Linked DNA regions of Homo sapiens: region 1 is linked to region 2. The links are chromatin contacts, found by Hi-C or POLR2A ChIA-PET in ENCODE. All regions are on one chromosome and are shown on one strand. The core of a region is the stretch at or near the end of the contact, and the rest is flanking DNA. Distances in the headings are between cores, read along the strand shown. Region 1 holds the start of CLECL1 (C-type lectin like 1). Region 2 overlaps MFAP5 (microfibril associated protein 5).

The links. Hi-C counts contacts between places; a loop is a spot of excess contacts on that map. ChIA-PET counts read pairs that join two places held with the same protein, here RNA polymerase II (POLR2A). Pooled maps may share reads with other maps.
Region 1: a map with no recorded cell type shows a loop between it and region 2 (7-fold over the local background). The contact joins the promoter of CLECL1 here to the enhancer-like site in region 2. A Hi-C loop is called at or near these places in 7 of 37 single-sample maps with no recorded cell type and 6 of 50 pooled maps. POLR2A ChIA-PET finds 5 or more read pairs at or near these places in 1 of 52 experiments (A673).

The regions. Positions count from the first base shown.
Region 1 is chr12:9,731,490-9,736,158 of GRCh38, reverse strand. It overlaps CLECL1 (C-type lectin like 1), which reads left to right and starts at 3,062. Exons shown (of 2, transcript NM_001441815.1): 1 at 3,062-3,210. The coding sequence starts at 3,129.
Region 2 is chr12:8,641,605-8,646,501 of GRCh38, reverse strand. It overlaps MFAP5 (microfibril associated protein 5), which reads left to right. Exons shown (of 10, transcript NM_003480.4): 10 at 1-559. Among named protein-coding and RNA genes, the nearest start is that of MFAP5, 19 kb to the left of the region's middle. RefSeq lists enhancers at 1,560-1,619, 1,261-1,783. Within about 2 kb of position 1,926, at least 6 of the 41 ENCODE cell types and tissues checked have a DNase peak (open chromatin) inside an H3K27ac peak, as active enhancers do.

The sequences.
Region 1 (4,669 bases), core at 1,813-4,312, 1.1 Mb before region 2:
GGCTGAGGCAGGAGAATGGCGTGAACCTGGGAGGCGGAGCTTGCAGTGAGCTGAGATCGCGCCACTGCACTCCAGGCTGGGCGACAGAGGGAGACTCCGTCTAAACTATTAAAATATATATATATATATATATATATATCGCATATGAAAGAACTGTGTAAAAATAAACATTAGTGATTTTGAATTCATTAACTAAGTCTTTGCGCTGTACATAACAAGGACTCGTTGCCCTGATGCTGCAAAGCCAGTCCTTGATAACCCAACCTGGGGATGATATTGGTGAAAATGATGGAGTAGATCTGCTTTCACCTCTTCTATTCAGCATCATGCTGGAGTTTCTTGCCAAGGGAATAAAACAAGAATACGAAAGGAAGAAGTGAAACTGTCTTTATTTGCAGATAACATGATCTTGCATATCATGTCATCCTAAAACATTCACAACAGCAATAAAAATTAGAGGTAATAAACAAGTTCAGCAAGATTACAGGATAAAAATCAATATAAAATAGTAATAGTGCTTTTACAGACTAGCAATGAACAATCCAAAAATGAAATTTAGAAAAATCTTTGTTTACAATAACATCAAAAATAATAAAATAAAGAATAAGTTTAATAACAGAAGTGTAAGAGTTATTCTGTGAACAATGCAAACCATTTCTGAAATAGATTAAGGAATATCTAAATAAAGGAGAGATTCTGTATTTATGGATTGAAAAAATGAATATTACTCAGTTTGCACTATTCCCAAAATTGATCTGCTGAATCCCAGCTGCCTTTTTCATGGCAGAAATTGACATACTTACCCTAATTTTTTAACACTCTTTTAATACTCTACATGCTAGTAATTTTTTTACTTTTATATGACTAGATCATCAGTCATATTTTTCTTTTTTGAGACGGAGTCTTGCACTGTCTCCAGGGCTGGAGTGCAATGGCGCGACCTCAGCTCACTGCAACCTCTGCCTCCTAAGTTCAACCCATTCTTCTGCCTCAGCCTCCCAGGTAGCTGGGATTACAGGCGTACGCCACCACGCCCGACTAATTTTTTATATTTTTAGCAGATATGGGATTTCACTATGTTGGCCAGGCTGGTCTCGAGCTCCTGACTTCATGATCCGCCCGTCTCGGCCTCCCAAAGTGCTGGGATTACAGGCATGAGCCAGGGCACCCGGCCCATCAGTCATATTTTTCATATGAATAAAAGTCTACTTTTTAGTGAAAAATGATTATTCTCATTCTGGAAAACTGTTATAGCCTAATTATAACATTCAGCATAGCATAACTGATTTGGTAATTCAACACATAATTACTGAGCGGCTGTTATGTTTCACACAAAACTAAGTGATGAAAATAAAAATAATAAAATGTGAGTCTTACCCTCAAAATCTAGACAGCATAGTTGAATTATGGCATGGACTTAGAACTCAGTTATCACTCTTAAAATGTACTGGTTATGCCTTTGGGAGGCTGAGGCGGGCAGATCACGAGGTCAGGAGATCGAGACCACCGTGAAACTCGTCTCTACTAAAAATACAAAATATTAGCCGGGCGTGGTGGCGGGCGCCTGTAGTCCCAGCTACTCGGGAGGCTGAGGCAGGAGAATGGCATGAACCCGGGAGGCAGAGCTTGCAGTGAGCCGAGATCGCGCCACTGCACTCCAGCCTGGGTGACAGAGTGAGACTCCGTCTCAAAAAAAAAAAAATTATTGGTTATGCAACCACCTGCAGATAATAAAACCTCTAAAAGTCAGTTTTTCATGTATGTAGTAGGTATTGTCTAGTCACATACAAACAGTTGGAACAGCCCAGAAAAGGGAGAGAGTGTCATGCAGTCTTAAGAGACAGAGGTCGGTGCTCAAGCCTCATCCAGGGTCAGAAGTTGGTCTTTATAGGAGGGATCCCTAAATGCCACAAAGCCAGGATCTGTTCTCTAGTTATTTAATTAACCTAAGTTAAATTTCTTGGATGAGGGGTAGGGATGGGGTGACTGCAGTTTAGATTAATTCTGCAGAATGCACTTGAGTGGGTATTGAAAAAACCAGTTTTTCCATATGCAGATTTCCAGTTAATCTACTAGTCATAAGCTAATGGATCCTGCCATTTTTCATATCTGACATTTCTATGTCCTATGACGGTTTCACAGGTAGCTAGGCTCTCCTCCATTATTTCCCTCTGTATGGTGTTGGCTGCATTTTTCTCTGATTTTACTTCTTCATCAATGATCACATCTCCATCTACTCTCCATTTTCCAGGAATTAGTTGAAATTTTTCATCAACTAATAGGACCCTGAGCCTTTGTGTTATTGTTTTAGACTAACAAATTTTTATTCACTTAATTCAATTTTAGTGGAATTTTAGAAGAAATAGGAGATAAAATCTATGTTTGCTATGTTGTATTCGATAGTAAATTTCTGAACACCTCATTTTAAAATTAGATTTTTTTCTTTTATGTCATTACCTTGAATTATTTTAACAGAGTTATTTCTGTTTCTTAAATATATATTTTTTAGTTCAGAAGTCCTCTGCATAATTCATGTTTTACCTCAGTTTAATGTTAATATTATAAAGCATACAGGAAAGCAAATAGCTTTCAGAATTTTTAAGGTATTATCTAGACAATACAATGCATTTAGAGAGGAGGATAAAAGACATAGGGCCCCTTTCTGTAACTTTCGTAATAAAATCCCTTCTTTTTCTTGTTCTGTTTCCCAAATAGCTATCCTACTTTGGAGAAGATGCTGGAAATTCAGAGTTTCCGCCAGAGAATATATGCCTGAACTAAAAGAGGAAGTGGTCTATAGGAGAAAATGGTGAGATATCTTCTGTGGTATTAATAAAAGTTAAAAGCATTTCAAGTTTAGGCAGAAAACTAACTGAAAAACGAGAACCTACTGTATGGTTAGTAATTTCTTCCATGTCATACAAGTATTCGAGAAATCTGCTACCTTGATTAGTAAGACTGAACACATTGGTTTTGTCATTTATTCATGGAGGAAGTCCACCACCCACTTGGGGAGCAGAAGGAAATTTGCCATCTCAATTTACTTATCAGAAGTTTCTTTGCAGAAATATGATTGTCCCTTCAGTGGGACATCATTTGTGGTCTTCTCTCTCTTTTTGATCTGTGCAATGGCTGGAGATGTAGTCTACGCTGACATCAAAACTGTTCGGACTTCCCCGTTAGAACTCGCGTTTCCACTTCAGAGATCTGGTAAGCTGGATTTAGGGTGCCTTTGAGAATTAAGATTTTACTAGTTATCTCCTTTATTTCTTTCTTATGTATCTAATTGCCAAACTGAAAAGAGGAGATTGGATTCAAAGCAAAATTCATTGAATGCTAAGAATAAGAGCGAATGTTTTTAATGAAGCAAAATGTCTGTTCATAAAATAAATTGCCACTTTGGTTTTAATATGTAGAACTTTGCTTCTGTTTTCATAGCCTTTCTATTTCTTGATTTCTCGTGATGAATGTTTATATTCACACAGCAACTTCTAGCGGGATCACGCCTTTCTGCTCCACAGCTTTGCTCACTCTCAATCAAATCTGACCTTTTAACATAATGTGATAAATTCATCTCCACTGGGAAAAATACCTGTGGCAATTTACTCATATTGTTATTTATTCTTTTACAATATCAATAGGATAAAAATGTAAACTTAAGAAAACATGAAACGTTAGATTTAATTTTATAAAGTCTAGAATTAATGACTAGGTAATTGAATATTTCTGGAATCAGAGGCGATAAGCATATGCCTAAACTTAACATGGTGCCTTCATCACCAAACCCCCTCAAAAATTATAGATTTTCATAGCCAGTGTCTTTTCTATTCTTTGAAGTATTAAGGAAATTTCTCTGTCTTGTTACATTTCCATTCTCTGCTCTAGGGTAAGAATTTTTGTAGCATAGAGTTTATGTAGGTGTTTTAAATAATTTAAAGTTCCTCCTTTGTATTTGCCCTTGTGGAATGAATCTGCTACTTTGTTCGTATTTCCAAGGAATGTATTTCTTCTTTATATTTTCAAAAGTTTATAGTTATCAAAGGAATCTAGTGTGTGTCCTTTTCTGGTTGTAAAAGCATCTTGTTTCTTATTTTAAACCTTACCTCTCTATTTTACCCAGCAGAGGCTAACTTGCTTTCTTTTCTTCCAGCTTAGGCACTTTCACTTCCTATGAAATAGTGAAACATAATTTGAAAAATAACATGGACTAGAACTGCACTGTCATTCCCCTATGCTTCAAAAATGTCCTGTAGTTAGTTTCTTTTTCTAGAGGTTATTTTACTCAGTTTAAGCAACAAAACCAATATTTTTGATTCCGCATTCCAGGGTTTAATTGCCTTTCTGTCTATGGTTTGAACTTTTATAAATAAAACCTTATTCTTTTCCCAGTTTAGGGATGTGGGGCAACATCTTTTAATGTGATCTAGTTCAATCTTAGAATGCTAAAAATGAGAAAACGAACTATATGAAGATTAAATTACCTACCTATAGTCATGCTTATGACCAGAAGTCAAATATCATATTGTTCTTGTGCTGTATACGTGTGGTGTTAGATAAACGCAACTTTTGTTCTCATGCGTCACTTCGCCATCAAGCGAAAGAGCTGTTGGATAGATTAGATTTTTGTTGTCTTACATACAGAGTCCTACACAATTGTTCCTGATCTCTT
Region 2 (4,897 bases), core at 677-3,176:
GTAGCAGTCCACAATGGAATAGAAGAAAATCCCATTATAACAAATGACAAATTATATATCATGAATCCTTCTGTCTGACTAACTCAATAACTTTCTATAAAAGCCAATGGAATTCAAATAGGAGCTAGGAGACAACAAGTTATATATGACAGTGGAGGTTGTATTCCTTTTATATTGCTGAGAAAACTAGTTAAATGATCAGATTCTTGCTGTTAAGAAACAATTTCGTTTAATGGGATCTGTACAACTGATTTTAAAAAAATGCTACAAAAAGCCCCAAAGCATATAATCTCTACTCCTTACAGTCTCTAGAATTAAATGTACTCATTTAGACAACATATTAAATGCATATTTTAGCCACTTTAGAGAAACCTCATAGGCACAGAGTTTCCAAGATTAATTTTAAGAATATCTTCACGAACTTGACCCTCCTACTCCACATTGCAACATTTCCATCAGACAGCATTTCAATTCCAGTATTATGTATATTGCAAATTAAACATTTTAAAATATTTTTTTCCAATTTATTTCTCAAAATAAAATGTCTTTTGTTCTGGTTCTTTTTCTCTTCTATGTTTACGAAAAAGGCCTGAATTTATGAACTTTTATTCCACTTTAAAAAATGTGTATCAGCCGGGCGTGGTGGCTCACGCCTGTAATCCCAGCACTTTTGGAGGCTGAGGTGGGCGGATCACCTGAGGTCAGGAGTTTGAGACCAGCCTGGCCAACATGATAAAACCCTGTCTCTAAGAAAGATACAAAAAAATTACCCAGGCATGGTGGCGGGTGCCTGTAATCCCAGCTACTCGGGAGGCTGAGGCAAGAGAATCGCTTGAATCAGGGAGGTGGAGGTTGCAATGAGCCAAGATCATGCCACTGCACTCCAGCCTGGGCAACAACAGTGAAATTCCGTCTCAAAAAATAAAAGAAGATTCAGAAGAAAGTTTTTACTCATTAAGGTGTTAATATATTTTTTTTCCTGGTGAGCCCAAATGACAACCTTGCTAAGCAATGGCTTTCAATGAAAAGCCATTTTTTAAACCAAAATAATGGATCTTTAATGTTAGAATTAAAGAATTTGGTAAAAATATCAGTAGATATTGAATGCCCTCCTGGTATCCTGAATAGATAGCAGCCTCATCTACCTATTCATAAAGATTCACTTTTATTTTCCCTTCTCTAATTGAGTTGATTCTACTCTGAGGCTTTTTCCATATTCCATGCTTACGATTCAAGAAAATTCTACTTTCTCCTCAAATGAACACATTCTGGAAATTTGAGTGTGTCTTCTACTCACTAAATACAGTTCTATGCACACTCAGTATTGTTTTGACTCATGGCAGAGAGTGCAAACCGCAGCTGGTTTCCCAATTTCTGAGTCTTACTTTGATGACATATACAGCAGTATATGTTGCTAGACACAAGCTCCTCCCTTCTCTGCTTCAGGGTACTTGTGGCCAAAGTTAGATGTTTAACTAACCACTTTACACCTGGTGAGAAGGCACAAACAACCTCTAAGATCCCTCTTCCTTTTGTACTGAAGCAGCTGTAACACAATGAAGAAGGAAAACAATCCTAAAAGAAGTGGGAACAAAGATGGCACCAGACCAGGGGATAGCCAGATGAGAGAGTGACAACAGGCTGACACCAGGGTTGGGGAGCCAGGAAGCTAAAAGATGGAAACTGTCAAATTCCAAATTCAAAGGGAATTTGAGAAGTGGGGAAGGGGTCCTGGGGGATCTGGAAACTTAGGGTAAAACAGAAAGACATCAGGAGCACAGTGGAGGAGAGGCAGGACTGTCCTTGTAGCTTTGTCAGCTCAGGGAGGCCTTACTTAATAAAGCAATACTCTGATAAAAACGGAAGCCCTTGTATCTTTGAGCATTTTCACCAACCAAACATCAGGGAAAGTGACTTGTTAAGACTGCGGTAAGGAGAGGAACAGGTGGCCACAGTTTTGTTTTCTTTCTTTCTTTCTTTCTTTCTTTTTTTCTCTAAAAACCAGTCAAGCAGACCCAGAAGCAGCAGTCAGACGACAAATTCTGGGCAGAACCCAAGATGGAAAAAGCAAATGTTTATATAAATAGAGGTGCAGAGCCCACAGCTTCCTGTTGACAAATCGAACTTCACTTTACCTCAAACCCTCATTTTTTTTTAATAGCTGATAATGATTTGGTGTTATTTTTCAACTTGTCCAATCACTTAGAGTAAGGTTCTAGTTTATTCCTAACCCTTGGGTCTTGCAGTTCTTTTCTCTACCTCTGGTATTTTTCCCTTTCCTCTCCCTTTTCCTTTCTCCTGGGTACTTACCTGGCTATACATCTGTACTGTGTAGCTTTATGGAGTGTTTGGTTAAATTTATGTAACAATCCATAGGTATTCAAGATGATCTCATAAATTTGTGGGAGATCCACCTTGTCTTCCCTCCTCCACCAGACAAACAAACAAACAAAAACCCCAAACCAAACCAGAATAGATAAGTTTTGAGCAAGTATAAGGAAATTCATTTTATGGAAAATAATCTGTATTATATTGAAGAGATTGATGGGTGTTAAGGTATCAACTGCATCACTGTATACCATTTCCTAATATGTGGTTCTGTCCCAAATGATCAAAAACAAGGAGTTATAATGAAGGGTAATGAGAATTGTACAAAGAAACATTTCTTCCATTTGTATAAACCTCTATAAATCCATCTATTCTTGAAAATGGATGAGATTTTAGGGGAATGGGGAATGAAGTAGTAGTAACACAAATAAGCAGGCCAGGCGCGGTGGCTCACACCTGTAATCCCAGCACTTTGGGAAGGTGAGGCAGGCAGATCACCTGAGGTCAGAAGTTTGAAACCAGCCTGGCCAACATGGCGAAACCCCATCTCTACTAGAAACACAAAAATCAGCCGGACGTAGTAGCAGTAATTTCTCTCTTGTCATGTAGAAACTAAAAAAAATTATTACATCATTGATATATGGGATGTCTAGATCCCCAAATCAACATGGTTCTAGGTACAATAAAAGTGACACTTGGCCGGGCGCGGTGGCTCACGCTTGTAATCCCAGCACTTTGGGAGGCCGAGGCGGGTGGATCACGAGGTCAGGAGATCGAGACCACGGTGAAACCCCGTCTCTACTAAAATTAAAAAAAAATTAGCCCGGCGTGGTGGCGGGCGCCTGTAGTCCCAGCTACTCGGAGAGGCTGAGGCAGGAGAACGGCGTGAACCCGGGAGGCGGAGCTTGCAGTGAGCCGAGATGGCGCCACTGCATCCAGCCTGGGTGACAGAGCGAGACTCCGTCTCAAAAAAAAAAAAAAAAAAAAAAAAAGTGACACTTATCCTGTTCATTTTAATTTCAAATAATTGGTCTTTGTTTCAGTGCCAGTCCAGACTTGGCACTCACTAGTGGTATGATGCCAAGCAAGTAGCTTCTCAGCTGTAAATTGGTGGCAACATACCTGCCTTAGGGGTGGTTCTGTGAATTAACAAGATTATGTGTTCAAAGGTTTAGTAAGACTATTAATTAAGACTTATTAACTATTAAGTATTAGCTATTAACTATTAAGTATTATTAACTATTAACTATTAAGTAAGACTTATTAATTAATTAATAAGACTATAGGATTTTTTTTTTTCTACTTAAGCTGATTGGTTTCTGTTAAACTGTTCTTGAGTAGGTTGGCTTTTCCATTCTTTCCCTTGTAACGAAACAGATGAATCTTGCTGGCTAGCCAATGAGTAGGAAACTTGCAAAAAATGTGCAATACCAGAGATACTAGTTTCTCTACTGTTTAAAGTGTGTTTAAATGTACCTTTTTTTTTTCCTCATACAGATGGGGGTCTGGCTATGTTGCCCAGACTAGTCTTGAACTCCCAGCCTCAAGTGATTCTCCCACCTCGGCCTCCCAAAGTGTTGAGATCACAAGAATGAGCCGCTGTTCCTGGTCCTAATTTAAATGTAATTAAAATTTTTTTTTTGGCCAGACTCAGTAGCTCACATCTGTAATCCCAACGCTTTGGGAGACCAAGGCAGGAGTTCAAGACTAGCCTGAGAAACATAGCAAGACTGTCTCTACAGAAAATTAAAATACTAGCCAGGCATGGTAGCTGCCCCTGTAGTCCCAGCTACTGGGTATGCTGAGGCAGGAGGATTGCTTGAGCCCACGAGGCCGAGGTTACAGTGAGCTATGATGGTATCACTGTACAACAGCCTGGGTGACAGAGTGAGATCCTGTCTGTAAAACAATTTTTTAAAAGTAAAACTTTTTTAAAAGTGGAATTATTCCAAATGTGGTCTTTGGAACTCTAGGACAGCATTGTTATGGTTTGAATGTTTGTCCCCTCCCAAACTCATGTTGAGTTTTAATTGATGTGGGGTCTTTAAGAGGTGATTAGGGGTCGGGCATGCTATAATCCCAGCACTTTGGGAGGCCGAGGCAGGGGGATAATCTGAGGTCAGGAGTTCGAGACCAATCTGGCCAACATGGCGAAACCCTGTCTCTACTAAAAATACAAAAAATTAGCCAGGCGTAGGGGTGGGTGCCTATATTCCAGCTACTTGGGAGGCTGAGGCAGGAGAATCGCTTGAACCCAGGAGGTGGAGGCTGCAGTGAGTCACGATTGTGCCATTGCACTCCACCCTGGGCAACAAGAGCGAAACTCTATCTTAAAAAAAAGAAGAAGAAATGATTAGGGCCGGGAGCAGTGGCTCACATCTGTAATCTCGACACTTTGGGAGGCTGAGGCAGGAAGATCACTTGAGGTAAGGAGTTCAAGACCAGCCAACTCCAGCCAATATGGTGAAACCCCGTCTCTCCTGAAAATACAAAAATTAGCTAGGTGTGGTGGTGGATGCCTGTAATCCCAGCTACTCAGGAGGCTGAGCCATGAGAATTGCTTGAACCT